Regions from separate parts of the Homo sapiens genome. Here region 2 is linked to region 1. Evidence: chromatin loops called from intact Hi-C (ENCODE). Cell type or tissue: B cell. All regions are shown on one strand. Each heading gives the region's core, and the rest is flanking DNA. Links, peaks and the distances in the headings are about the cores only.

What was found. A loop is a pair of places that touch in the nucleus more often than their neighbours do. Peaks named below come from ENCODE experiments on the same cell type or tissue, not always from the same donor. Only the 100,000 strongest peaks of a DNase experiment are listed, where the experiment ranks them.
Region 2: a loop joins it to region 1, with 16 times the contacts of the local background. A loop is called at or near these places in 2 of 110 quality-filtered maps.

Annotation. Positions count from the first base shown.
Region 1 is chr5:66,748,955-66,764,714 of GRCh38, forward strand. MAST4 (microtubule associated serine/threonine kinase family member 4) reads left to right here. Exons shown (of 29, transcript NM_001164664.2): 2 at 10,755-10,908. Among named protein-coding and RNA genes, the nearest start is that of MAST4, 160 kb to the left of the region's middle. In B cell, for the core only: CTCF peaks have their summits at 8,460 (motif pointing left) and 8,664; a DNase peak (open chromatin) is centred at 8,467.
Region 2 is chr5:66,462,456-66,478,215 of GRCh38, forward strand. No RefSeq gene overlaps it. Among named protein-coding and RNA genes, the nearest start is that of LINC02229, 41 kb to the right of the region's middle. In B cell, for the core only: no CTCF peak of the experiment used is centred there; a DNase peak (open chromatin) is centred at 9,726.

The DNA of each region.
Region 1 (15,760 bases), core at 7,140-9,639:
AAGGGGCCTTGCATATTCTTCAGGCACTGCAGAGAATAATAAATGTTTTTCTATTCTTTGAGTGGTATAGAACAGAGATAAGAGTGCCTGAGAGGTGTCACTCAGGAGGGCCAGTTAAATAGAGCTGCTGCAGGTTGTAGCAGACATCAGGCCAAGGTAAGGGGAGGGAGACTTGAGCTGAGCCTAGGGCGATAGTGACATTTATCAGTATCACTTGTTACTGAGTGTGTCTGTGTGCCAGCTCTTTTCATGCATCATCTCTCTGCATCCTAACTGCATCTCTGAGGTCCAGTCTGAGAGAGAGGTAGCTTGCCCAGGACATGACATTGGGATTCTGTTCCTGGCAATTCCCACTGGGGCTAGGTCCCTCACCACTGTACTGCTCCGTTCATGCCAAAAACATAGCTACAGATGCCCGTAGCATAGGCGATCACACCCTAGAATTCTGTGCTCTGGAATACAGGTATGAGCATTACAGCCTGAAATAATGTAAAATCAGTTTAAATCAAATTCTCACTTGAGCCATAAAAACAAAACACAAACCAAAACCTTGGTATGATTGTAAAGAGTTTAATTTCCTTGTGAACCATTGATGATGATGTACACTCACAGAGATGTTTGCCTAGACAACGAAGTGACTTACTACAGGACAATGATATTAATAGTCATAGCTGTCATTCATGGTGCACTTCCTTTGTGCCAAGCACTGTCTTAGGTGCTTTACATATATGTACTGTCTTCATCCTTACTGCCACCCCAGTAGATAGATATTTATTGTTACTAACATCTCATGGTTGAGGAAACAGGTGCAGAAATAGTTAAATATCTTAATTAGGATAGTAAGTGTCAGCTCTCATCTGGGCTTGTAACCACTGTGGAATTAGTATGAAACGAATAATGAGTGTTTTAACTGTAGAAGCCTGTTCTATCAAATTTTAAAATATTGATTATAGGCTTCGGTTTAAAAGTAGATAAAATCCAATTTTGAAATAAAGTCATTTCAGGTTGCCAATTTGATTCTTTATTGGGTGGCAGGGATGAGAGAGAGAGAGCAGTTAATTAGGATTACAAGCATAGTCTCTGCAGTTTTATAATCTATTTTCATATCTTTGGTTTCTTAAGATATTTAATATCAAGAAACAGAATAACTGAACAATGTCTTCATAATCTATGTTATGAATCAGTCTCTTCTCTTTTTTTAAGCATAAAAAGGACTTTACTGGTGAGCCTCTCATTATGTATGCAGATGACATTGGTGATCCCTTTGAACTAATGAACTTTGGCCTTAGGGCATGTGCATACTGGATGAGTCTTTAAAATGCATGTGCTGAGGGAGGAGCCAAGATGGCCGAATAGGAACAGCTCAGGTCTACAGCTCCCAGCGTGAGCGACGCAGGAAACGGTGATTTCTGCATTTCCATCTGAGGTACCGGGTTCATCTCACTAGGGAGTGCCAGACAGTGGGCGCAGGTCAGTGGGTGCGTGCACCGTGTGCGAGCCGAAGCAGGGCGAGGCACTGCCTCACTTGGGAAGCGCAAGGGGTCAGGGAGTTCCCTTTCTGAGTCAAAGAAAGGGGTGACGGACGCACCTTGAAAATCGGGTCACTCCCACCCGAATACTGCGCTTTTCCGACCGGCTTAAAAAACGGCGCACCAGGAGATTATATCCCGCACCTGGCTCTGAGGGTCCTACGCCCACGGAGTCTCCCTGATTGCTAGCACAGCAGTCTGAGATCAAACTGCAAGGCGGTAGCGAGGCTGGGGGAGGGGCACCCGCCATTGCCCAGGCTTGCTTAGGTAAACAAAGCAGAGGGGAAGCTCGAACTGGGTGGAGCCCACCACAGCTCAAGGAGGCCTGCCTGCCTCTGTAGGCTCCACCTCTGGGGGCAGGGCACAGACAAACAAAAAGACAGCAGTAACCTCTGCAGACTTAAATGTCTCTGTCTGACAGCTTTGAAGAGAGCAGTGGTTCTCCCAGCATGCAGCTGGAGATCTGAGAACAGGCAGACTGCCTTCTCAAGTGGGTCCCTGACCCCTGACCCCCAAGCAGCCTAACTGGGAGGCACCCCCCAGCAGGGGCACACTGACATCTCACACGGCAGGGTATTCGAACAGACCTGCAGCTGAGGGTCCTGTCTGTTGGAAGGAAAACTAACAAACAGAAAGGACATCCACACCCAAAACCCATCTGTACATCACCATCATCAAAGACCAAAAGTAGATAAAACCACAAAGATGGGGAAAAAACAGAACAGAAAAACTGGAAACTCTAAAAAGCAGAGCGCCTCTCCTCCTCCAAAGGAATGCAGTTCCTCACCAGCAACGGAACAAAGCTGGATGGAGAATGACTTTGACGAGCTGAGAGAAGAAGGCTTCAGACAATCAAATTACTCTGAGCTACAGGAGGACATTCAAACCAAAGGCAAAGAAGTTGAAAACTGAAAAAAATTTAGAAGAATGTATAACTAGAATAACCAATACAGAGAAGTGCTTAAAGGAGCTGATGGAGCTGAAAACCAAGGCTCGAGAACTATGTGAAGAATTCAGAAGCCTCAGGAGCCGATGTGATCAACTGGAAGAAAGGGTGTCAGCGATGGAAGATGAAATGAATGAAATGAAGCGAGAAGGGAAGTTTAGAGAAAAAAGAATAAAAAGAAATGAGCAAAGCCTCCAAGAAATATGGGACTATGTGAAAAGACCAAATCTATGTCTGATTGGTGTACCTGAAAGTGATGCGGAGAATGGAACCAAGTTGGAAAACACTCTGCAGGATATTATCCAGGAGAACTTCCCCAGTCTAGCAAGGCAGGCCAACGTTCAGATTCAGGAAATACAGAGAACGCCACAAAGATACTCCTCGAGAAGAGCAACTCCAAGACACATAATTGTCAGATTCACCAAAGTTGAAATGAAGGAAAAAATGTTAAGGGCAGCCAGAGAGAAAGGTCGGGTTACCCTCAAAGGGAAGCCCATCAGACTAACAGCGGATCTCTGGGCAGAAACCCTACAAGCCAGAAGAGAGTGGGGGCCAATATTCAACATTCTTAAAGAAAAGAATTTTCAACCCAGAATTTCATATCCAGCCAAACTAAGCTTCGTAAGTGAAGGAGAAATAAAATCCTTTACAGACAAGCAAATGCTGAGAAATTTTGTCACCACTAGGCCTGCCCTAAAAGAGCTCCTGAAGGAAACACTAAACATGGAAAGGAACAACCGGTACCAGCTGCTGCAAAATCATGGCAAAATGTAAAGACCGTCAAGACTAGAAAGAAACTGCATCAACTAATGAGCAAAATAACCAGCTAACATCATAATGACAGGATCAAATTCACACATAACAATATTAACTTTAAATGTCAATGGACTAAATGCTCCAATTAAAAGACACAGACTGGCAAATTGGATAAAGAGTCCAGACCCATCAGTGGGCTGTATTCAGGAAACCCATCTCATGTGCAGAGACACACATAGGCTCAAAATAAAAGGATGGAGGAAGATCTACCAAGCAAATGGAAAACAAAAAAAGGCAGGGGTTGCAATCCTAGTCTCTGATAAAACAGACTTTAAACCAACAAAGATCAAAAGAGACAAAGAAGGCCATTACATAATGGTAAAGGGATCAATTCAACAAGAAGAGCTAACTATCCTAAATATATATGCACCCAATACAGGAGCATCCAGATTCATAAAGCAAGTCCTGAGTGACCTACAAAGAGACTTAGACTCCCACACATTAATAATGGGAGACTTTAACACCCCACTGTCAACATTAGACAGATCAACAAGACAGAAAGTCAACAAGGATACCCAGGAATTGAACTCAGCTCTGCACCAAGCGGACCTAATAGACATCTACAGAACTCTCCACCCCAAATCAACAGAATATACATTTTTTTCAGCACCACACCACACCCACACCTATTCCAAAATTGACCACATAGTTGGAAGTAAAGCTCTCCTCAGCAAATGTAAAAGAACAGAAATTATAACAAACTATCTCTCAGACCACAGTGCAATCAAACTAGAACTCAGGATTAAGAATCTCACTCAAAACTGCTCAACTACATGGAAACTGAACAACCTGCTCCTGAATGACTACTGGGTACATAACGAAATGAAGGCAGAAATAAAGATGTTCTTTGAAACCAACGAGAACAAAGACACAACATACCAGAATCTCTGGGACGCATTCAAAGCAGTGTGTAGAGGGAAACTTATAGCACTAAATGCCCAAAAGAGAAAGCAGGAAAGATCCAAAATTGACACCCTAATATCACAATTAAGAGAACTAGAAAAGCAAGAGCAAACACATTCAAAAGCTAGCAGAAGGCAAGAAATAACTAAAATCGAGCAGAACTGAAGGAAATAGAGACACAAAAAACCCTTCAAAAAATTAATGAATCCAGGAGCTGGTTTTTTGAAAGGATCAACAAAATTGATAGACCGCTAGCAAGACTAATAAAGAAAAAAAGAGAGAAGAATCAAATAGACGCAATAAAAAATGATAAAGGGGATATCACCACCGATCCCACAGAAATACAAACTACCATCAGAGAATACTACAAACACCTCGACGCAAATAAACTAGAAAATCTAGAAGAAATGGATAAATTCCTCAATGCATACACCCTCCTAAGACTAAACCAGGAAGAAGTTGAATCTCTGAATAGACCAATAACAGGCTCTGAAATTGTGGCAATAATCAATAGCTTACCAACCAAACAGAGTCCAGGACCAGATGGATTCACAGCCGAATTCTACCAGAGGTACAAGGAGGAACTGGTACCATTCCTTCTGAAACTATTCCAATCAATAGAAAAAGAGGGAATCCTCCCTAACTCATTTGATGAGGCCAGCATCATCCTGATACCAAAGCCAGGCAGAGACACAACCAAAAAAGAGAATTTTAGACCAATATCCCTGATGAACACTGACGCAAAAATCCTGAATAAAATACTGGCAAACCGAATCCAGCAGCACATCAAAAAGCTTATCCACCATGATCAAGTGGGCTTCATCCCTGGGATGCAAGGCTGGTTCAATATATGCAAATCAATAAATGTAATCCATCACATAAACAGAACCAAAGACAAAAACCACATGATTATATCAATAGATGCAGAAAAGGCCTTTGACAAAATTCAACAACCCCTCATGCTAAAAACGCTCAATAAATTAGGTACTGATGGGACGTATCTCAAAATAATAAGAGCTATCTATGACAAACCCACAGCCAATATCATACTGAATGGGCAAAAACTGGAAGAGGAGTGGAGTAGGAAAAGATTGGATTGATTTGGACAAATATATATGCTAGCAGGGATACAGTTAAAAAGTTCAATGGTTATTTAGGAATTACCTTTGGAGTTAGCTGTGTTCAAAAATTAGCATATTAGTTTGGTATATGGAACAGATTCTTTCAAATGATGTGGTTTGCCATAACCTAAGGGTCTTTTCCACACATGAAGTGTTCAGTTTTTCAAAATACTAGAGACTCACTTTAGTTTCCAGTATGTCACCTTGAATAACAATTAATATAATTTTATTCTATTTTTTCAATAATTAAAGCCCTTTATGGCATGTGTTTTCTATTTTTTTCCTGTTATATTTTAAAGTACATATCAGAGATTTGCAATTGATTTGCTCTTTCCACCAATATTTACAGGTGCTTTTTATGTAGTTTGCAGTGTTCTAGGGATACAGCAGTGGACAAAACAATATAGTGCATAATTTCATGTAACTTTAATTTTAGCAGGGGGAGAAGAGCAAGAAACAAGTACCAAAGATCTCATATGTCATGTGGTGATAGATGCTCTGAAGAAAAATAAGAACAAGGAATAAAGGTTGAGCGTGCTGTTTTACATAGGCATTTACAGAGGGCATCCCAGGAAGAGTGACATTTGAATAGAGACCCAGAGGACAGAGGGGGCACAATAGCTAATATCTGGAATGTGTCGCAGGTAGAGGAAATGATAAATGTAAGGTCCTGGGTGGGAAGAGCCTGGGGCATCCAAGGTCTGGCAAGAGACCAAGGTGGATCGAGTGGAGTGGCAGGAGCTGGGACTAGAGAGAAGGACTCCAGCTGTGGAATTGGAGCATCTGGCTTCATTTTAGAAGGGTCACTGCTGTGGTTCTGAGAGGATGGAAGCACAGAGACCTCTTGAGATGCTATTGCAAGAGAGAAAGGGGATGGCAGGGACAAGGGTGGTAGGCATAGAAATGGTGAAGTGATCTTGGGTGTATTTTGGAAGTTGAGCCTGGAGGATTTACTAGTTGGATATGGAGTGTGAAAGAGAAGTTAAGAACAACTGAAAGATTTTGTGACCTGAGTAGCTAGAGAAAACAGAATTGCCATTTACTGAAATTGGAAAAAGCTTTCTCTTTCTGCTTATATGACCACTGTTAATATTTAAAAACTATGAATTACAGAACCCATGTGCTTGGGAATAGAAGTGTCTGAAAATGAGGTCGGAGAAAATTGTCAGTTAAGAGGCTGAAAGTTCTGTTTGTGGACAGTTCTAATATGCCTTTTTATAGACAGATGGGTGGTATTACTAGGGCATATAGCCGTAGATAAAGAAATCTGTGGTGCTTATTTGCAGATGGTCGTGATGGTGATGGCGGAGACATTAACAAAAATTAGATCGAGGCTTGTAAATGATGTGCCTTCATTTTTACTTTTTAAAATTTATTCTTTTAATTGAAAAATAAAAATTCTACATATGTATATGCATCATAATGTCTTAAAATATGTATGTGTTGTGGAATGGCTAAATCAAGCTAATTAACATATGTATTACCTCACATGCTTATTTTTGGGGAGTGAGAACACTTAAATCTACTCTGTGATTTTCAAGAATACAGTACATTGCTATTAAATGTTAACTATGTGCTTTTAATTCATCTTCATTGATATGGCCAAGCCACAATGTCATCGTGGAGGATCTGTTTTTTTCTCAGCCTGATAATTTGTAAAACAGCATATAATGGGTGGGGGCAGTAAATACAGAAAATCTAGGTATAGAATTCTGGTGATTGGCATTTCTATAGAACTGACAGTTTTGGAAACTTTCTTTCAATTCTGCCTCACACTTCCCTTGGTTATATACCTTTTATCCCTTAAGATGCTAACATGTTTCCTGTGATAAACTGCTAGCAAGAGCGGGTGTACATCCCTCACTTGTAGGTGGTGTCCTGTGCCCCTGTCTGACTTCTGCATTCAATAATATTAAAGGAATCCTTCCAAATTTTCTATGGCTCTTGTTGGAGGTGGTAAGAACTAACGTAGGAAATTTTAAGCAAATCCAGTCACACAAATCAGTATTTACTATTGGTGCATGAGGTAAGGACATATTGCTGTTTCAATGCAAGATACTTTGTGGCCAGCAGCATGTAGGTGACCACGGAGTAGGACCTGGCCCTCTAGGAGTACACAGCCTGCTTAGGGAGAGGAACCACAAGTATTTGAAGCAGGGGTATCATGCCCAGGCTTAGATGCCCTTGAACATCAGTGAAAGTTTCAAGACAGCCTCTGTCTTTAGTTCAACTCCTTGTAGTATGAAGACTTTGGGAGTCTGGAAAAGTTGGAAAACATTAAAATGGAATCATTTAAAGGACGAAGTCCAAAGTGACATGTTTGATGTCTACCATAAGCTCTAGGGTGTGATGAAGTGTCTTAAAAGGGATCATGAGTATTTGACTCAGGACAAAAAATGAAAAATAAATTGCAGGGCTGCAGTGGACCGTTTTGAGAAGCTTTGACTAATTGTAGAAAGAATAGTAAAGCCACTGACAACAGAGCAAATTTGGAAAAATGATCTATTTAGAGAGAGCCTGTTGGGAGTGTGATCGGATGTGAAGAGGAAATGGGATCTTGGAGCACTGCACTATGCTTATAGGTTTTCTGCTCATACTGTGCCTGAAACATTGGCAGCCCTCACAGTTCACTGCCTCAGTTTTCCCAGATTTAAAATAATACTCCCTTCTTGTGATTTTGATTAAAAACCTTGGCTTGTGGACTAACAGCTCATGTCTATATATGTGCGATATGTGATGAATTAGGTTTTTTTTCTGTTTTCTCCTTGATTTCCTTCTCTTTCTTCCACATTTGTTTCATGTCTTTTATGGCTTTCCTATTTAGGAATTATCTTCTTTCCTCTGCTTGTTTTTCTACCCGCTGTTAATTTGTGATACAGCAGTCTTCCCCAGAGTAATTAATTGTAATTCTACAAGCTGAAAAAATTTAACATCAGGTGAAAAATAAGTAGCAGATGCTGATGAACCTTAAATGAGAAATATTTGTATTTTATGCAGCTGTCACTCATAATTAAGAGAAAATAAGTAAGTAGAATGGACCCTAACTTGTTTGATTGCTTCACAGGGTAGGCATCCATTCTTAGTGCATTTACTAGGACTATTAAATAGTAGCTGTTATGGAACATTTTGTTCAATGTCTATGGCACATTGCCACCTTGTGGCTGCAGATTTGTCTTGTGATGTAAAAGTAAATTTTTTAATGTTAAGTCTACCTGATATAATCTTATGTTACATTTTTCCTGGTATTTATACGTTACCTTGCTCACAAAAGATTTGAGACACCTTATAAGACTACATAGAATATAGGATAAGAGAACTTGAGAGAATATTCTTGTTCTTAGAACAGGCATGTTGAAGTATTGAAGTATTTGGAGGGGGGTGAAGAATCATACTGCCTGCAACCAACAGTCCCCGTGCATGTGTGAAGAGGAGAGAGAGCAAAAACGGTGTGACAAAAGGTTAACTCGCCACTGAGAATATGGGTGTTTACCGTTCCTGTAACTTTTCTGTAGTTGCAAATGTTTTTCTGAAAAGTTTCTAATTTAAAAATTGGCAGAAAAAATAATTGGGGTATGAGCACAAAATGGAGCCAAAAAGGAGGCAAAAATAACCTCTACATTCTTTAATGATCTGACTCTAGATGAACTCAGTGATTTGGTTCTGCATTTTCTAGAGGCTATATGGAAACTTCTCCTTGGAGGCCCTCCTAAATAGGACACTGATGTAATAAACAGCAGCCCTCGACAAATACCTTGTGATAAGTTCAGCTCTGCATTTGAAAGGGTGTGTTTTTTTTTTTTCCTTTTTCCCAAGTGCACTCTGGAGTCCCTTTTTCCTACTGATCTGGCTTTGATCTTGGAGTGGATGGGCTGCTAGTTCTTCAAGGGCCTCTCACTAAAATACTGACCGGCAATGAGTGTGAGATGGTACTTACAGAGAAGTGCTTGAAATCCAGGTGTTAGGTCTTACTAATGAATACAGTTATGCTTAGGGGAATCTTTTAGCAGCTAAGCCGATGAGGTCTGTTCTATCTCAACTAACTTGGGAAGGGTTGCTCATAAACAGGATCAAATTTCCTTTTGTGTAATAGTTTTATAGAACTATTATTATTAAATAAATAGAAATAAATATTTCTATTTATTTAATTATTTTTTATTTATTTTTTGAGATGGGGTCTTGCTCTGTTGCTCATGCTGGAGTGCAGTGCTGCAGTCATGGCTCACTGTAGACTTGACCTCCTGGACTCAAGAGAGTCTCCTGCCTTGGCTTCCCAAAATGCTAGGATTACTGATGTGAGCCACTGCGCTCCGCCTGTGCAATGACTTTGAATATGATGCAGTGCATGGACAGACAAAATGGATGACCTAGTCTCCAGATTTCTATTTCTTATAAATACATCCATGATAATCTTCACCTGAAAAAATTTGACAAGTATAACCAGGTGATCACCTCTTTTCCCCATGAAAACAAAACAAATCTCAGTGAAGCGGCTCTTAAAATGCCCGGCTTTGAATAATGTTACTTGACTCTTCTGTTTTTAAATTTCTACAGAGTTAACCTTTTTATGTACTTTTTTGAGGGATCTTTAATAACTAACTGGAAGTATGTAGGTGTATATGAAAATTTTTGTCCTTTGCAGCTGTCTTAGACACATATTCATATGTACTTACTTGAAGGTGAACATTTTAGATGGTATGGCTCTATTAAGTATGAGAGGCTTTCTTACAAAAACAGGCAGATCTTGAAATAAGTGTTGTGACACAAGGGATTCTTTTGTAGAATGCTGTCTCTTGAAGTGACTTTGGTTTCTCTGATTCTTGTGACAGGTTTTCTTTTAAAAAGCTATAAAGTGACGTAGGGATGTATTGATTTCCATTAAGGGCTAGGGTACTTAGAAATTTCTCTCCTGTACAACATATATTTGTGAGCAATATGTGAATTTTCTTTTGTAACCCACTAAAGAGAGTGATCTATTGCTTCTCTACAGAGCGACAATCTTCAATTTTGGGGGAGACCATGTACAGAAAGACATGTTTTATATAGTGACCTAGGATACACACACATACACGTATAACTGAATAAAACATTTCATGAAACAATCCTTTCCCTTTCTTCATTGGACTGTGATAATTTCTGTTCTATTGCATTAAAAAACACCAGTCACAATCTACCAAACTTGATTTCATGACCCACTAATGTGCTGTGACCCACAGTTTGAAAATCACTGCTGTCGAGATTTTGCAGCAAGCCAGACTCTCTTTCGGAAGGAAGATGTGACAGTGAAATTCTAAATTCTCTAACGTAGCAAAATTGAACACAGTGTTGGGAGAATGGAGTTTGAGAAGGAAAAGAAAGGAAGAAAAAGTGTGAATGATTGGTCTTTCATTCTAGGCTGTGTTGATGCCCTAGCCAGTGATGCCATTCTTCCTCTTTCTGCAGCTTGACCACATATTATCCCCTCCACCCATGCCGTTTCGGAAATGCAGCAACCCAGATGTGGCTTCTGGCCCTGGAAAATCACTGAAGTATAAAAGACAGCTGAGTGAGGATGGAAGACAGCTAAGGCGAGGGAGCCTGGGAGGAGCCCTGACTGGTGAGTCGCAGCGGCTTGGATGAGAGAAGGAATTGCATTTCTTTACAAGGTCCTGCATGGCCCCAGAGTTCCACATGTAATCAGCTTTCTTAAGAATGGGCCTGCCTCTGCAGACCATTTCATAAAAATCTTATCTAATCCAGAAAGCAGTTAAATTGAAAATTTTATTAATAAACTTTGCTGAAATATAATTTACATGCAGTGACAATATCCCCTATTTATTTATTTATTTATTTATTTATTTATTTATTTATTTATTTATTTTTTGAGACAGAGTCTCGCTCCGTTGCTAGGCTGGAGTGCAGTGGTGTGGCATGATCTCGGCTCACTGCAACCTCCGCCTCCCAGGTTCAAGCGATTCTCCTGCCTCAGCCTCCTGAGTAGCTGGGATTACAGGCACACACCACCACGCCCAGCTAATTTTTGTATTTTTATTGGAGACGGGGTTTCACCGTGTTGGCCAAGATGGTCGTGATCTCTTGACCTCGTGATCTGCCTGCCGTGGCCTCCCAAAGTGCTGGGATTACAGGTGTGAGCCACCGCACCCGGCCAATATCCCCAATTTTAAGTTTATGTTTGGATGGATTTTTGCAAATTTATACCTCAGTTTAACTACTGCCGTGATCAGGATATAAAATGTTTCCCATGCTCTTCCTAGTCAAACCCACCCTCTACTTCCACCCTCAACTCCAAATCCTTGGCCCTAGGCAGCCATAGATCTGCTCTGTTATTATAGATTAGATAGACCTTATCAAGGGGTTTACATTAATGGAAGCAGAGTATCTACTCCTTTGGTCTGGATTCTTTTGCTCAGTGTGATGTTTTTAAGATTCACCCATGTTGTTGCGTGTGTTAGTAGCGTATGTTTAACTTTATAAAATTAGGTTCTAGTGTTCTATACTACTGTAGGATAACTGTAATTAACAAATATATATAATTTCAAATAGCTAGAGGAATGATATTGAATGTTCCCAACACAAAGAAATGATAAATGTTTGAGATATGATGAATATGCTAACTACCCTGATCTGATCGCTATACATTATATGATTGGAACATCACTAGTACCTCATGAATATGTATAAATTATTCTTTGTTAATAAAAATAAAATTAGAAAAGAAACTGCTAAACGGTTTTCTAAAATTGTGCCATTTTACATTCCTGACAGGTATGGATGAACGATCCAATTGCTGTGCGTTCTTGCTAACCTGTGGTATTGCCAGTTTTAAAAATTTTAGCCATTTTCAGTGTTACATAGATGTATCACATTGTGGGTTTCATTTATGTTTCCTTGGTGACTAGATAATCTAGAACACCTTTTCAAGTGCTTATTGGACAATTATTTGTGTCTCGTGAAGTATTGGTTCAATTCTTTCACCCCTTTTTAAATTTCATTGTTAAAATTGAGAAATTTTCAAATCCAGAAAACTCACAAATTATTTTTGACTGCAAAATACCCAAATTAAGATAAGTTAAAGCCTAGCTTTTAAAAGGTAACTCACCACTTAAAATTGTATGTTATTAACTATATACCACTGAAAGCTGGATTTCTGTTATTTCATCAGAGTACTTTTTCCTCTAGATATAAATATTTTCACGGAACTTTGTTTCTTAAAATCCCCAAACAGAGTTTTCTTTCTACATGATGGTCTTGTCTACCAGTTTAAAAATGGCCTGGAAAGTAAGTTGAATTACTCATTTTTTTTTTTTTTGGAGAACTATGGATTTTGACGTTTTGAAGATGAAATTTCTGGGAACAGAAGTGCTACTGCCACATGATTAGTGGAGTCTGGGACATCTGACCCTGTGTGCCACTCTGCTGGAACAAAAGGCCAAACTACCTCAGGCCAAGGGGGAGAAATTCATCAAAAAAACTGCTGCAGTTTAAGGCAAATCTTTTCCCTTGAGTTTACTGATGCTCTTCTAATGCTTGTTAGGATATTTTTCTTTGCTTTCATTTCATAAATGCAGACTATTTGCTTTTTAAAGTAGGAGATCCCAAAGATTATTCTCTTGTAGGTAAGAAAATTAAATCTTAAAGGTTAAAAGACTCATCCTTTTATTTATTAATTTCACTTAGGAAATTTACTTACCTTGATTCAACTATTTTTGATAGATAGGAGGGGCAGTAATTATTCTATCCATTTTTGCTAAAGCAGTTTACATAAAGCTTTAAAATAATGCAAGGGTATGGCTGTTGATCAGATATATGATCTCAAACATGAAATTTGGCCTTTAGCTTTGAAAATAAATAGCCGGACTTGATTCTCTTGTCATAATTTTAACAGCTCTAGCAAGTCAATCCTTAGACAATTAGTTCGCTACACAATTACTTTTGGTAACTAAGTCTTTGGTCAGATAATTTTTTTAAATGTTTAATAGTCCTTAGAAGAGCTAAAAAAAAAATCCATCGAACGTCAGCCTGTTTTTGAAGACAGTTCCTTGAAAATTATATTAGAATATGAAAAAAACATTTTTAATTGTTCCTCTGTATGGTTTAGCTGAAGATTTAATGAAATAATATACACAAAGCAGCTAGCCCAGGCAGCTGTTAGTATTATGTGCATAACTAATTGAATTTGGGGGGATTTGGAGTTGATGGGTGGCATGGGCTCATGGAAATGAGTTTGGTACCCTTATCGACTGGCTTGCTACTTGGTGTTAGGCACTGTGTTCATGTCAGGCTAGTGTCAGATGTTGGAGCACAGAGAAGACAGCATCTTCCCTGATCTTTAAAAAATGTGTTTTCCACTAGTTTTAGGTAACCAAATAATCACATGTGATCTCATCTTGGGACATACCCTGTTGCTAAACTTAAAATAAGTCTTACTGGTTTTTCCATCAGAGGCCCATGCCTGATCTAATCTGTTACTTAACAACTGACCACCTTCTCATTGTTTTACTTTGTTTTAATCCAAGGATCTTTTCTTTGGCAGCATTCTGCTTTCCTTAAAACAAAGATTTTTAGTTTATGGTTGGACAGTTTTGCCAACCAATTATCCTTGATAAGGTTCACTAAACTTTTAGCTTTTTGAAAGGAAGATCTGTGATCAATTTATATATTTATCCCTTATAATGATAGCTAATATTAAAAGCTTACTGTGTAGCAGGCATTGTGTTTAGGGAATTATATTTACTGGCTTATTTAATCCTTATAACATCTGTGTGTGTCTATGAGGGAGACACTGTTAGCTCATTTTACACATGAGAACACTGAGGCACAAGCAGGTTGAGTAACTTCCTTGAGGTCACAGTCCTCACAACAGAAGGCGAGGATTTGAACCCAGGCATCATGGCTCCAGAGTTCATGCTCACAACTGCTACACTGTTCCTAGCATAGTCAGTACCTAGTAGGTTTTAAATAAACTCTTAATTCCAGCAGTATTAACTGGAGTGAATCTTAGGTGGGAAAATTGTTCACTCAGTTAAAATTTGTGGTTGGCTCAATCTGTAGGGCTCCCAGTCGTTTAATTGTAAAAATAAAGTAAAACTAGGCAATTAGTACATATTTAAAACCTTAAAATTCACACATTGGTCGACCCAGAAATTTGACTTCTCAGAATTCATCACAAGGAAACAGTCATATGTCAAGAGAATTAACCTTAGTTATATATAAAGCAGTACCATTTATAATAATTAAAATTTCATATTATCTAAATAGCTGGCAAATGAATACTGCTTAAACATATTATGGTACGCACATAAAATGGAAAACAATTGTAAACATTAAAGGTCATATTATAAAAAATATGTTTTAATATTGAAAGAGACTCACAATATATTAATGTGAAATCCCATTGTTAAATGGTCTCATAGTGTCTCATACTACCTAAGACTTACTGTATTTGTAATTAAATAATTGTATACAGACGGTCCCCCACTTACTATGGTTTGGCTTTTGACTTTTCAACTTTATGATGAGTTTAGTGGGGTATGAAATGCATTATTGACTTAAGATATTTTTTACTTCTGATGGGTTTATCTGGATGTAACCCCACTGTAAGATGAGGAGCATCTGTCTTTACTGAGGAGGAGGAAAACAATTACTTTCTGCTAAGGAATTTTCTCAAATTGGAGTGATGGTTGAGTAGGCTTCCTTTAAAAATGGGCAAGTGAAGGATGCTATGGCCTTTTTTGTACACTGCAGCTTAATCCACGAGATAGTTTTTGAACCCGAGTTTTTCTGTGGCATTTGGTGGTGTATCAGTCAGCAACAGTAATGTTGCATAACTGCAAACATCTCAATGGTAGACAACAAGAAGTATTTTTTTCTTGTTCAGATGGCTATAGGTTAGTTGGGGTTTGGCTGTAGGTCACTCTGGGCCCTACTGGGCTTGGTTCCAGGTTGCAGTTTGGGTCCAGATTTGTTCTATGTGTCTACCTTCTTCTTTAGACCAGCAGCTACCAAAGGCATCATCTCCTTATGAAAGACAGGAGCATGAGAGGGCAAGTTCTCCTGTACAGGCACATTTCAAGGTTCTGCTGGTGTCATATCTGCTAATTTTATATTGGCTAATGCAAACGGCATGGTGAAGCCCAGAGACAAGGGGTAGAAGCACACTTCACTTGATACCTTGTCCAGGATGCAGGTACAGTCATGTGCCACATAAAGTCATTTTGGTCAGTGATGGGCCATATATATGACAGTGGTCCCATAAGATTATAATGGAACTGAAAAGCTCCTATTATATGGTAATGTCTAGATGATCCTGACTCTGCATAGGCCTAGGCTAATGTGTTTGTGTCTTAGTTTTTAAACAAAAAAGTTTAAAAAGTAAAAGAAAAAAATAGAAAAAAAAGCTTATAGAATAAGGATATAAAGAAGAAAATGTTTTTGTACAGCTCTGCAAT
Region 2 (15,760 bases), core at 8,377-10,876, 290 kb before region 1:
TTTTAAGAGAGCTTTCCACAATGAATCTTGCTCTTTCTGCTACCTGAAAGAATGCTTGATCTTTTTCCCACCTGAAAGTTGTTGGCCAATAAGTTCATTTCACCAGCACAAAGAGAGAGCTCAAAGAAGTTAGGGCTCATGATGGAGCTTAAGCATTAAGCCACTGCAGCAGAAGGCTCAGCCAAGGGATGGTGAAGAGTGGTTACAGTGAATTATTTGAGCTCGGAATCTAATTGTAGTGGAAGCTAATTCTAAACTCCTATACCTTACAGCCGCATATCCAACTTTTTGGGTAAGAGATTAGCATGAATTGCTCAGTGGATCTAGACAGAAAAAAAAAAAACCTGAGCTGAGTCTATCTTCAATCTGTATTAATTTAGGATCAAGAAAACTGAGGTTGGTAGAAAGAGAGCAATAGAAATATAATAATATTTATGGGGGGAAAAGGAGTGGTTGGATTCTTTCCTTCCCTTTATATGCTCTTCATCTTCAGGATGATACTGACTCAACTGAATGAAAAGTGAAAAAAACAGTTAAGATTTCTAAATGTGTGACCATAAGTAACCAGTACAGTCCCCGGCTTTTTAGTGAATTGATTTGCTGTCTGAGTGACCTGGCCAAATCAGGGACAAACAGCCTTAGTATAAGCCTTTAGAGTGTAAAATACATAGAAAGTAACCAACAACTCTGAAAGATCTTAATGTGACACTATGGAATGAAGTGGAGAACCCCCTAGTTTACTCAAAATGCATGGTCTTCTGTGAAATACAAATTGAAGCAGAAGAGTGGAGGGCTTGGTTACTGAGAACAGCCTGGATAGACAGTGGGTAGTGGCTGACTCTGAGATGCAATTTGAGGGACACAAAGAAAGTCGCTTCTCTGACCTCATGATTTTGTTGGGAATTTGGGTCCGTTTAATATAACAGGAGAAATGTACTGCCTAATAACAATCTAAGAGGAGGCATGAAATCACATAGCCACGTCATATGGCTTCAAATGCTGCTAGATCATGTATGTGGCAATGACAGCTGCTATCCCATGTATATAAATTTTAACATTGTCATCATCACTTTCATCATGATGGCAAATATGAGAAAAATGCGGCATGGGCACTCAACTTCTAGCTCTCTATCTGGTATGCTTTCCTCTTCTTCAGAGGCTGGAGAGCTAAAAGAAGCATTTGCTAAACACCCTTACAGCTAGAGTTCTTGATGACATTAGGTTTCTTTAACTAGATCCACCCAAAGGAGATTTGAAAGGAAAAAGTGAGGCATTGGACATCTTTCTACTGTTTTTGCAATATTTTTCTGGCAAGCACACTTGTGAAGGTGCTCCACAGCACCTTCTGTGGAGGATTTTCTGTAGCAGGATTCCAGTGTCCAGTCACTGGCTTCATGGGCATCAAGAGGTGAGGTGTGGAGCACTTTTTTTTTTTTTTTTTGCCAGTGCACATCTACACATCTAGCAGGCATGGGTGTAATCTTGGAGCTTCCAGTTGCAGCATCAGTAATGTCCTGATCTCTGGATCACAGCAAGGATACCACTGGGAAGTCAGCAATTCTAGCAGGAATCTTATGAGTATCTACTTTCCTGCCTGAGGGCAAGGTAGCAGTTCCCCCTGATGACCAGTTGCATAGGGTTGTTCTTGGAGGCCCAATCTAGCTCCCTATTCTAGCCTTTCTCATGAATTTGCAAGTACCCATGACTCTCTACTAAATCTGCTTTCACTTAAGGTAACTAGAGTGCTTTGTATTTTCTGCCAGCGAATGCTGATTGACACAATCACCATGATCCAAAAGATACACATTGAAAAGGTAGAAAATAGTGGGCAGGGGGTGGGAGGAAGAGAATACACAAAGTGACTGAGTTTTGTGCCCAAACTTAGTAGACTGAGGAGAAATAATTAAAATCAGGAAATCTTCAAGCAAAGAAGAAAAATGAAGTTAGATCCTAACCTTACAGCATACACAGAAATTAACTCAAAAATCTATCAAAGACATTAATGTAAGACTAAAACTATAAAACTGTTAGAGGAAAACAGAGGGGTAAAATGTCACAATATTTAATTTGGCAATGATTTTTTCTTGGATATGACACCAAAGAAAGGCAATAATAGAAAAACTAGGTAAGTTGGACTTCATCAAAATTTAAAACTTGTGCATCAAAGGACAATGCCAACAGACTGAAAAGGCAACCCAGAGGCTGGGAGAAAATATCTTCAAGTCATATATGCGATAGGGTTTAATATCTATCATATGTATTTTTAAAACTCCTACAATTCAACAACAACAAAAAAATAAACAACCTGATTCAGAAATGAGTAAGGAACTTGAATAGACATTTCTTCAAAGAAGATATACAACTGTCCAATAAGCACATGAAAAGATGCTCCATGTCACTAGTTCATTGAGGAAATGCAATTTAAACCAGAAGGAAATATCACTTCACACACATTATGATGACTATTATAAAAAGCCATCCTAATCAGAATAAATTTGATTATTTGAAATCAAATAATCAGAAAATAACAAGTGTTGGTGAGGCTATGGAGAAATTGGAACACTTGTGTACTATTGGTGAGAATGTGAAGTGGTTCAGCCCCTGTGGAAAATGACATGGTGGTTCCTCAAAAAATTAAAAATAGAAATCACGATATGATCCAGCAATTCCACTTCTGGGTATATATCCAAAATAAATGAAAGCAGGGTCTTGAACACATATTTGTATGCCCATGTTCATTGCAACATTATTCAAAATAGCTAAATGGTGGAAGCAATTCAAGGATTCTTCAGGGGATAAATGTATAAACAAACTGTGATATATACATGCTATGGAATATTACTCAGCCTTAAAAAGAAAGGAGATTCTGGCCGGGTGCGGTGGCTCATGCCTGTAATCCCAGCACTTTGGGAGGCCAAGGTGGGTGGATCATGAGGTCAGAAGATTGAGACCATCCTGGCCAACATGGTGAAACCCCATCTCTACTAAAAATACAAAAGTTAGCTGGGCGTGGTGGCACACACCTGTAGTCCCAGCTTATCAGGAGACTGAGGCAGACTGAGAATCACTTGAACCCAGGAGGCAGAGGTTGCAGTGTGCCAAGATCATGCCACCGCACTCCAGCCTGGGGACAGAGTGAGACTCCATCTCAAAAAAAAAAAAAAAAAGGCAAATTCTAACTTGTGCTATAACATGGATGAATCCTAAAGACATACTAGGTCAAATAAGCCAGGATAAATTACATGCTTCCACTTTTATGAGATATCTGGAGAAGTCAAATTCATAGAGGCAGAAAGTAGAATGGAGTGTGAACCCCGAATATCTGAGACAGGTCTCAGTTAATTTAGAAAGTTTATTTTGCCAAGGTTGAGGACGCACTCCCATGACACAGCCTTAGGAGGAGGTCCTGACGACACATGCCCAAGGTAGTCAGAGCACCGTGGTTTTATACATTTTAAAGAGACATGAGACATCAATCAACATATGTAAGATGAACATTGGTTTGGTCCAGGAAGGCGGGACCACTGGAAGCAAAGGTGGGAAAACTTGAAGCAGGGAGGAGGCTTCTAGGTCATAGGTAGATAAGAGATGAATGCTTGCATTCTTTTGAGTTTCTGATTAGCCTCTCCAAAGAAGGCAATCAGATATGCATTTATCTCAGTGAGCAAGGGGTGACTGAATAGAATGCAAGGCAGGTTTGCCCTGAGCAGTTCCCAGCTTGACTTTTCCCTTTAGCTTAATGATTTTTGGGGCCCCAATATTTATTTTCCTTGCACATTTCCCCCCGTTTTCTTTTTAAAAATCTTTTGGAGAAAGCATTTTAGAAGAAAATGAGTCTCTGGTCTCAGGTTTAGTCTGATCCCTCTTGGCTAGAATGGTTTATTCCTAAACAGTAGGTCCTGAGTTATAATGAAACTTCATTTTTAGCAGGTTGTGAAGTCTCATGTCCTATGAAGAGAAAATAGGGGGAGGAAGGGAGAAGAAGAAGAACAACAGACAAAAGAACAATCCTGGAAAATCAATAGGCCACATTACTCTGAAATCCATACATCAGCAGGAAGGTATGAAAATTGCAGTTATTTTTATTGATTTATTTATTTTTTTGAGACAGAGTCTCACTCTGTCACCCAGGCTGGAGTGTAAAGGCACGATTTTGGCTCACTGCAACCTCCGCTTCCCAGGTTCAAGCGATTCTCCTGCCTCAGCCTCCTGAGTAGCTGGGATTACAGGCACGCACCACCACACCTGGCTAATTTTTGTATTTTTAGTAGAGATGGAGTTTCACCATGTTGGCCAGACTGGTCTCAAACTCCTGACCTTGTGATCCGCCCACCTTGACCTTCCAAAGTGCTGGGACTACAGGCATGAGCCACCTCGCCCAGACAGGGTCCTGTTATTTTCTTCTGAAGTTTGTGTTGTCTAGCTTCAGTTCCCAGAGCTTTACAAAAGCACAGCTTAGTTTTCAGTGACTCCAAATTAGGAAAAAGGGAGGAAAAAGAAGGAAAAAAATTGAAAACATTATTTTGAAGCCTTGTAGCAAAAAAAATTAGAATTTGGTCCAAACAGTAGAAAATAATAAAAATGGAAAAACATTAAGCAGGACTAGAATCTAATTTTTCTCTCTCCAGTTTACCATTTTTATTAAAAACAAATCATGGTAGGACTGATTTGCTTTATTATACTTGGCCTGATTATTTATATATGGTGTAGAAAGACTAATTATTTTTTACATAGGCTTTTAAATTGGCTTGATGGAACTTTGTTCCATAGAAGGAATCTCAGACAAGACTTTTTTAAAGCTGAGCCCAGCCATGGATTTTTACCATCAAATACCTGCGAGTTGGGTGAATTCCTCTCCTCTTGAGGTTCCAAGATAAACATGGGGGCTCCTGGGCCTGTCAGAAAGTGGCATTCTTTACTTACCACAGGTCAGGAATCCTGTACAGGGACTGTATAGACAAGGTATGAGGCCGGTTTTCCCAAGGGGCTTTTATTGGCTCCATAAATCAAGTTTGATTCCTTAAAGGAAAGCACACCATTCCAGTCAAAGCCTTGGTAAATAACCAGTTTCTCCAATTGTGCCCTGTTATAAAGGAAAACAGATTCTTATCGCACTTACGCAAATAACTGTATTGCCGTAAATTAAGAATAGCCACAAATAGTTTCCAAATTCTAGAGAAATCAGGTACAAAGGAACAAATATGTTCATGTTCTAAGTTTTGTTCACAGTATACTGAATTGTTAAAAGCTGTTAAGAGCTCAAAAGAGAAGTTTCCTTGACTCTGAAAAAACAAAACAGAGGATCAGCAACGTTTTAAGCAAAAAGTCAAAAAGGTTACTTCAGTCTTCTACTAGTTCAGTCCATGTAGTTAATTCCTGTTCTGCTTGATAATCATGAATATTTTAGTTCTCCATGAGCCCTGAAAGTTTTTCTTTTATTCTGATGTCATAATCTACAAAATTATCAAAAACTTGTATTCAAGAGCACCTGTTAGAGTTTTACAGCTGATTATAAAACGACCTTCTAAAGAGGACCAAAACAAGATAACAATTGTCTGTGAATGACAAAAACTTTTAGGGCAGCCATAATCAAAGACACAATTGAGAAGTAAATTTGTTACCTCAGTGGCACACAATAATTTAACATAACAATTATAATTATTTCTGATAATGTACATTAAGTCATATCAGAATTATAGGAGTTTGCCATAATTTCAGAATGCATACAAATAACATATTTATATAAATACAGCTCAAAGAAAACAAACACCACTTCATATTTGACAACATTTCTTGTATAATTTTTATACCAAAGAAGCCAAATGATATCATTTTTGAACTCTAGGAAACCTAATATCTTAAAGGATTAAGTCTGTCAGAAAAAGACAGAATTGATAATTTGATTTTGTAAAGTTTGTCAAATATCAAAGGTTTAAAACAGTTGATATCACAGGTCATTGTAAAATAAGTCATTCATTTGAACAAAGTAATAATGCAAGGATTTCAAAAAAAGGGTGAAAACCTTAATTCTTTGAGAGAGGAGACTTAATTTTCCAAACAATAAGCCCTAATAAAATAGCATGAATCCAAATTAAATTTGTTTTTCAAAAATTTATAAACAATGTATAAAATTTTAATCTTGATCATAAGATATAACTTCCATAAGCCTTTTATAACCATTATACACTTGATTAAGGGGTTGGTTAATGCTTCAAGGAAACCTTGTTAATCTGACACAGGGTTCCATATGCTGGTCTTGCATCAGTGTGCCTTTGATATTAATGATTAATTTATGGAGAAACAGAACTTATTTTATCTCTCAAAATTGGCCCTTACAATTGCACATGCCCACCTCTTCCATGATAGTCTCTGGGCCTTGTGGAGTTGAATAGCTTTAATTTCTGGCCCTGTGTCTTAGGAATGCAGTTTATTTTGATTGGCATCTTCTACCAGGCCTGAAGATGAGGCTTTAATTGCTGTCAGTGTTTAAAATTTAGCAGGACTTGGTGTCCTTTTTAGATCCAGGAGTCAAAACCCTGTAACTCAGTGTCAAAAGTACTTTAAAAGTACATATAGAAAGATATACAGATGTAATAACCTTAACTACAAAATTTTTTTTTAATCTCAGTTTTTTTCCTAAGCAAACCAAAACTTAGTAATAATGGCATAGGAATTGTTTCGATAAACCATAAAATCTGTTTGTTACCAAAAGGCAAAGGAAAAGATCTTCTGGACTGCACAGAATATTATGTTGGAAGAAAACACTGCCTTTAGACCTTTAAGAAAACATTGTTAGCATTAGGTCACTACAAACAGAACTCGAGGATAGAACTTACATGAGCTGAAAGTGAGCTGAAGGAGAACATTACTATTTCACACCCTTCAAAAGGAAAGAAAAGCCAGATATGGTGACTCATGCCTGTAATCCAAGCACTTTGGGAGGTCGAGGTGGGTGTATCACTTGAGGTCAGGAGTTCGAGACCAGCCTGGCCAACGTGGTGAAACCCTGTCTCTACTAAAAATACAAAAATTAGCCTGGCATGGTGGTGCACACCTGTAGTCTCAGCTACTTGGGAGGCTGAGGCAGGAGAATCGCTTGAACCTGGGAGGCAGAGATTGCAGTGAGCCGAGATCGTGCTACTGCACTCCAGCCTGGGTGAAAAAACTAGAGATGGTCTCAAAAAAAAAAAGAGAGAGAGAGAGAAAACCAAAATAGTTTAACTTTGGGTTAAAAAAATTAAAATCTCATATAATTTATTAAGAATAAGTCAATCCCTTAAGAAAATTTCATTGTTCTAACCAATTATTTAGTGTTTAAGTGTTTTTTTACATCAAGCCCAATCTCTAGAAAGACCATTGTAATTTCCCTTTAGTTATAGACAACATGATCTTGTAAAAGTTTTTTAAATAAATCTTCTTATTGTGACTTACACAGGCCATACATGATATGCTTGGACTTTCTAGTTTGTCCTGAACATCCATCTTCCTTAAACAACCAGTCATTTTATTTTTTATTCTAGGACTAAATTTACCATACAAGATTCTTTCTCCGTAAAGTTATTTCTCTTAAGCTTTCTTACAAAAAACAAAAAAACCACAAAAAACCTTTATTTTTGTAACTTTCTTTACATCTGTCTTATTTCCTGGTTCCTTTTACCTTATTTTGTACATAACCCTTAAATAAGCTTTGAATTAGATAAAAATTGTTCACCTTTTAAAAAAGGAAGCACATTTTTTGAAAGAATGTTTTCCTACAAATACATTTGTATTGGAAAATACTCAAATAATGAAATATCTATTATTATTACTATTTTTTTTGAGACTGAGTGTTGCTCTGTTACCCAGGTTGGAGTGCAGTGGCACAATCTCAGCTCACTGCAACCTCCACCTCCTGGGTTCAAGTGACTCTCCTGCCTCAGCCTTCAGAGTAGCTGGGATTACAGGCATGCACCACATGCCCCACTAATTTTTGTATTTTTAGTAGAGGAGGGGTTTTGCCATGTTGGCCAGGCTGGTCTCAAATGCCTGACCTCAGGTGATCCACCTGCCTCGGCCTCCCACAATGTTGGGATTACAGGCGTGATCCCCTGCACCCAACCTGAAATATCTATTAATTTAATATAAGTTTAGATTCTAAATTATGATGAGTTTGTCTACAGGTATTTATCCAATTACATTTACCCAATTATTTTATTTTTATCATTTACCTAGATTATTTATGAAAACTGTGATTGTCATTATATAAAGTTATGGAACCACCACTGCAAAATTATAACTGAGACAATGAAAAAGATCTGACCTAACTGACTCCATCTTGCTTTTAACCTCCGAACTGTCCTTGTTCATTCCTGGGTGTAGGCCGAACTAACTTTGGGGGGAACTTAGTTTGTACTTTAGCTTTGAAACAAAGACAATAACAGTTCTTTCCCAAAACAAATGTTACTGCCTGTGGACTAGACTGCCTAAAGCCACAAGATTAGAAGTTGTGGTGATCTTACTAAATTCAAGATATAGCTATTTTCATTAAACCAATATCAATGTCTTATTTATTAAAAATTACACAAGCAAAGATCATCCTGTCTTGGGCTTGGTTTATAGTTTTTTAAACCCTATACCAAATTTTGACACCTTACAGTATTTGGCAGGGATAAGTATGAAGCTGCTTAAGTAATAAATGCAAACAAGAATATATGCTGGCAATTCTTAAGACATTTCTAATATTATTATACTTTACCAATAATTTTTAAAATAGCTTATTAAAAATTTTATTTGTTACATAAACTTGAAAAAGCATTTGACTACCTTTTCTTTTTTCCTTATAAAAATTAGAGCTCTTTTATATATTTTCAGTAGTGAAATATTGGGTACACAACACATAAACACATAGATGTATTAGGCATGCCGATAGAAGTACATCTTATAGATTCATAAAAACCTTTTTCCCCATCTTATACTTTCAAATTCTTGATAACCTGTTTCAATAGGTAAACTGTATCAACTCTTGCTGTTTCAATAGGTAACCTGTATCAACTCTTGATAACCCTAGGCAGTCATCAGCTAAATAGTTTTAAATTTGCATATTAAAGGAAACAACTCAGGTGAAAATAAAATAGTAAAACTTACATCACAAGGTACGGAGAGAAAAAGTCTGGTGTGCTAGAGAGAAATGAAAATGGATTTAATTGCCAATTAAACATAAAATTACATACATTATAAAGGCCTTTTAAATACACACACACACACACACACACACACACATATCCTATAGCTTTTACAGAACTTTAACCATGAGATAAATACAAATTCACTGGCTTGCAAACAAAAAACCTATTGGATCCAAACTGTGATTTTTTTTTATCATAATAGAAAAATAACAGCAGATTTAAAGCAGGCAGAAAATAAAATAGAGAAAAAGGAGAACTTAGGAACTCTATAGTTTGCAGGTCTACTTTAGGGCTCTTTTTCTTTAATGTAAATGTGCACAAAGACGATATTACTTCCATTTTACATTAACTCTGGCAAGTAGAGGTGCCATAAAACCTACAGAGTGCTCGCAAGAGGGTCATTCTTCTTGTTTTCTCCTCATTCTTAGGTTATTTGTTTCACACTTTTTTTTTTCTTAAGAGAAGGAACTGAGCTGTAGCCTAGGGTTTTTGTGTGGTGGATTGATGTGTGCTGCTTGTAGACAGGACTCCACAGTGTGTCACCAGTGAGTTGTTTCCGTCCTGTTATGTATCTCAGTTTCTCTCTCTAGAGGTCTATGACCTCTGAGAGGGCTCCAAACACCAGGTGATCAGCCCTTATATGCATTTCCTAGATGAGGCTTTTTTTTAAAAGTTTTTTTTTTGTTGGGGATTACCCTTCAGGGCTGCTGCATGTTGCAGGGGGTCAACCCCATAGACACTCCCATGAGGACCCTGATCACCCAGGGGTGCCTTTCAGCTGGGAGGAGGAAAATGCCCTTTCTCTTCAGAGCTGAGAAAACTCAGTCTCTCATTTACCTATGGAAACAACAGTTCAGTTCCTCATGCAAATGTGCACAGATAAGCTGAACTGAGATTAATTTTGGGACAAAAAGCAAATAGAGAAGACCCTTTAGAATGCATCTTCAAACTAGAATTAGGATCTTTAAACAATAACTTCATAGGAGGAAAAAAAAAACAACAGCCAAGACTACTTCCTGTAAACTGTGCTCAGCCACCGCTACTTTGTAGCTCTCATTCACCATTACACATGCCAAGGTCAAATCCTCTCACAGTACAAGGTAATCTCTGGTATCCCCAAAGCCAAAGAGGTCAGGTCATGCAATACAGGAAAACAGAGCTTTAGACCCAAGAAGAATCTGCCCATGACTCTTGAAACTCCACAAAGGAAATGGAACACCCCAAAAGGGGTGAGTGGCACCTTTGTTCTGAATTCTTTAAAGAAGTTCAAGTCATTAGAAGCCTTCTCTAGATTTTTTGGTACTGTAGATGGCAAAAGGGGGTAGGACATATAAGGTGGAAGAAAATAAGCGAAAGAACACTTTTTTTTTGAAGACAGGAAGGCAAACACAGAAACCAAGTGCATGTTTTTTGGGGTTTTTTGGGTCTCCCCCTTTGCAGCTGGGAGGAATTTTAGCCAAATTAGAGAGGCTTTGTTAAACTGTAATTTGGAATTCTCACTTGGATTTGACCAAGTCAGGTAGAGTTGGTCAAATCTGTTGAGAGAAAGACCAGAACAAACAGCAACAAAACCCCCCAACAATATGATCACTGAACGCTCTAATGGTAAGGAGAAATTAAGACCAGTTGGTTGTTAAACTTTAGCCAAGATAAAACCCCAATTCTGCTACTTACCTATGGATGGGTCTCAGGCTGAAGACTGCCCTCTACCATCCTAGAAGCAGGGAAAAAACTCAAACTTGTCCTCTCTACTGAGAGCGAGCTCAAACTCCATAAAGAAGTTACCTGCCTTCCGTCGTCGTGGAAACCAGAAATCTTGCCTTCCTTGTTGGAAGCAAGTAAAACTTAAAAAAAAAAAAAAATGGGGTTGGGGGAGTTGTACAGCAAAATAAACTTTAGATCTTGACCAAAATTTGGGAGATCGGGGTTCTCTGGAGGGTGTGCTCCCAGATCTCAGCAAATTGTCCATAAAGTTAGCTCATGCTGGTACCAAACACCAATAGGAGATTTGTCAGAATCCCTTCATGGTTACCAAAAATGTGAACCCTGAGTATCTGAGACAGGTCTCAATTAATTTAGAAAGTTTATTTTGCCAAGGTTGAGGACACATGCCTGTGACACAGCCTCAGGAAGTCCTGATGACATGTGCCTAAGATGGTCAGAGCACAGTTTGGTTTTATACATTTTGGGGAGACATGAGACATCAATCAACATATGTAAGATGAACATTGGTTTGGTCCAGAAAGGCAGGACCACTCAAAGCTAAGGCAGGATGATTTGAAGCAGGGAGAGGACTTCCAGGTCATGGGTAGATAGGATAAGATGATTGCATTCTTTTGAGTTTCTGATTAGCCTCTCCAAAGGAGGCAATCAGATATGCATTTTTTTTTCTTTTGAGATGGAGTCTTGCTCTGCCGCCCAGGCTGGAGTGCAGTGGCACAAAATCTTGGCTCACTGCAACCTCCGCCTTCCAGGTTCAAGCAATTCTCCTGCCTCAGCCTCCCAAGTAGCTGGGATTACAGGCACCCACCACCGTGCCTGGCTAATTTTTTTTTTTTTTTTTTTTTTTAGTAGAGATGGGGTTTCACCATGTTGGTCAGGCTGGTCTCGAACTCCTGACCTCGTGATCCACCTGCCTCAGCCTCCCAAAGTGCTGGGATTACAGGTGTGAGTATCTCAGCTGAGCAAGGGGTGACTTTGAATAGAATGAGAGGCAGGTTTGCCCTGAGCAGTTCCCAGCTTGACTTTTCCCTTTAGCTTAGTGATTTTGGGGCCCCAAGATTGATTTTCCTTTCACAGGTGGTTGTTGAGTGGGGAGCAGATGGGAAGTAATTGTTTAATAGGTACAAAGTTTTAGTTGGAGAAGATGAAAAAGTTTTGGAGATGAATGGTGGTGATGGTTTCATGACAATGTGAATGCACTGAATGTCACAGAACTGTTCCCTTAAATGGTTAAAATGGTAAATTACAGTTATGTATATTTTACCATCATTTCCAAAAAAAAAGAGGAAAAATCTAGGCGATAGGTTTTCATCAGGAAATACTAAAAGAGACCTTGGTAGGATGTGGAGAAAGAAAAACTTAAGAGGCAAAATACAAAATAATGGGAGAGAAGTTCTTGGGTAGCTTGGAGAACAGATTTCATTATTTGAGAGTCACCTATCTCTAAACTTTTAGAAGAGCAATACATAAATATATTTCAGTTAGTATTATTATATTTCCAATGAGAAGTAATATACATTTGTATAATGTTGATGTGTGTTACACTCAAGACAGAATTTCATGGATCCCATATGTCCATGTTTAGATCTCAGACTTAATTCCCCAGTAGGACATTTTAATCTATTTACAATGTAAAATAATAACGATAATAATATAATTTGAGAATTGGCATGGAGTAAATTGTCCAGGTTAACTTGTAATAGTACACCATGTATTTGCTGTAACTCTTCTATGTGACATCATAGTGAAGATTTGATTCAATTATGGAAGATAATCTGTTGGGAAGAAGTGCCAATGATGTTTTTAAAAGAATCTGTGAGTCCTGGAATACTTTGATTTCAAAGTAATTAATTCCAAGGGGAAACTTTCTGAGATGAAATAATGAGGTTATTTGGCTATGAGAGCTTTCGTAGTCATGAGGAAAAAAGGAAGCACAATTCTTTTGTTAAATTAGCACTGCATCACAAAAAAGAGCTAAAAAATGACTGATTGCAAGTATAATGTAGGGAATAGAAGCATCTGGTTCAGGCATAAATAACGAGGCTCTTCAACATACGGCACTAATTTGCGTTTAAGCCTCTGTAATCTCACCTTTTCAAATTGCTATGCCTTTCTCAAGATGGGCTACTCTGGGTATCAATGTGGAGCAGATAGCACAGGGGAGAGCAAATGTCTGCCTGGCCTGTTTCTGTGAGGAAGAGGTGTTCAGTATTAAGAAAGGGCTTGTGGCAAGTGTGTGTCTCTGGCTCCAATTCAGCCACAGTGACAGCTGAAACCGGAAAATGAATGGCATTAAGTCCAGTCAGAAGGCTTTAAAGGTTTAAATTCTCCTCATTTCTAATGCAAAACTGAAAACCTAGCTTTGGCAAAGCACAAAAAGATAACTTCTTTTTTTTTTAAGTCCTGCATCTCCATACCAAAGAGAGTTAGATTACATTTAGAGTCTAACTTTAACAAAACTAGAGAGGACTAAACAGCCCCTTCAAAGTTGGTGGCATCGAATGGACCTTCCTTTTCTTGTCTCTTGAAGAAGAGTTGCAGCAACATTCCTTCCGACTGCGGTGTGTCTGCCTTCAGGCTTTCTTAACCTCCAGGCAGCCACGCAAACCCTGGACACTGGGCCTCTGAACTCTGCTTCTAACAACTCACAGAGTAAGAAACTGGGAAAAAATACATTTGCAGAGAGGGCTGTAGATGCCCAGTATTTCTGAGATCATATAGGGTAATGTTTCCTTTGGATTTAACTATTGAGAAAAATGTCTCTTTGGGAGACATTTCTCCTTGGGTAATGCCACATTTAGGCCTAGCTTCCCTCGATTTTCTGAGGAAAGGGTTCTAACCCATGGCAGGGTCCAGCCTGCTTCACTCTCAACCTGACCCTGACTCAAGGCAGCTCGGTTACTCAGCCAGCTGCAGCCATGATCTTTGGCATCATAATGCAGGTTATGTCCTTTTTCTAATCTTTGGGAACAAGTCCTGTTCTTATAAACAGCCATCCTGTCTTCTCATGGGAGAAACTGCACAAATTTTCATGACCCTTTCTCATAAATCTAATTTTTAAATTGATTTTTTGGTAAAATAAAACAGTATCAAAAAAAGTTGTTCTCTGAGCTGACTGGTTGCCTGTCTCCCTCTGGTCCGCCCCCTACCACTCCTGAGCAGGAGTCTCACACAAAGTCCCAAGTGCCCAGGGCTAAGAATGAAGATTTACCAGCTCTAAACATTTTCATATAGATTATCTCTAATGGTTAAGATAAATATTTGTCTTTTCATTTTTTTACTTCATTGCCGACACACTTGAATTTTCCTGACAGTAGAATGCTGAGTCTTATCTCTTATCTCTTTGTTGGGGTAGTAGATTTTATTTCATGTTCTGCTCCACAGAAACACAAGCAACTGATTTTGTAGAATTTTTCTCCCTCAGAAATGACTCATGTAACTGAGGATTTTGAGGCCACGTAGACATAGCATATGCTTTCTCCACTTTTCTAATACTTGAAAAACCTCATATTGGCGTCTGATATATTTGTAATTACTGATTTTAGCTCAGATTTTCAAACTATAAAGCTCTTGTTATATTCTAAAGTTATCTCTCAAAGATTTATAATCTTTGCTGGGTGTGGTGGTTCATGTCTGTAATCCCAGCACTTTGGGAGGCTGAGGTGGGCGGATCACCTGAGGTCAGGCGTTCAAGACCAGCCTGGCCAACATGGTGAAACCCTGTCTCTACTAAAAATACAGAAAAAATTAGCTGAGCATGGTGGTGGGCTCCTGTAATCCTAGCTACTCTGGACCTCAGGCACGAGAGTTGCTTGAACCTGGGAGGTGGAGGTTACAGTGAGCCAAGATCGTGCCACTGTACTCCAGCCTGGGTGACAGCAAGACTCCGTCTCAAAAAAAAAAAAAAAAAAAAGGTTTATAATCTCCATGAAAGTCTATCAACTGAATAGTAGATGAAAACATAAGTTTGGATCCATAATAATTCCCTGCTGCAGTAAATACAAATGACCAACTGAAATACGAACAAACAACACCTTCTTGTCCAATTTATTTTTTCCTGTATATGTGATGGCTGCTAAACGTGTTCATTTCCCCAGTAAACTGCTCTTCTTAAAGAGCATATCCCAATAGACTGGGGGAGGGGATAATTTAGAGGACACAAGATGAATGTAGGTGTATCTGTGTTAAGCTCCATGTGACTACTCCTATTCTGGAAACTGAATTATATTTGCCCAGATTACAAAAGTTGATTATTTGCACACATTTCCGGCAAAACTTTGGAAATGCCAAATTATACCAGTTAGGACTTTCAGATTATAGGTTGAAAGCATGGTCAAATGTATTTGGTAAACATAACAGCTACTTGTTGTCTCTGTGGCAGCAAAAGCTCTGGAAAAATCTGCAGCCGGGAAGGTGATGAAAGGTTCTGGGCACTTGGTGCTTTCTAGAATGGAGTTGTGGCTCTGTACAGCACTTTAGAAAGCCAGAAGCAGCTGTCAGCTTGGGCAGGCTGGAAAAGTGCATGACATCAGATCAGTCTGAGCTTCTCTCATTATTATGCTTGAAAACTAAGCTCTGATTTTTTCTTATCTTGCCCAAATTCCTATCTAAGGGGTCTGGGGAGTCATGAACTACAAACCATAAATTCTCATCAGATGGGTTTTATTTAATCCTATATATTGTGACTTACTTTCCAATCTGACTTTGGAATAATATTATGTGACAAAGAAGAAAATCAAAATATTTTGCCCCAAAACATGTTTCTTTGCCATACTTTGAAATGACCCTGCAAAAAACTGTCCTTTGTGGAGAAAAATTTGCATCTGTAAAGAACCTCTATTAAGATAGATAGATCTTTTTTCTTCCAGGCCCTC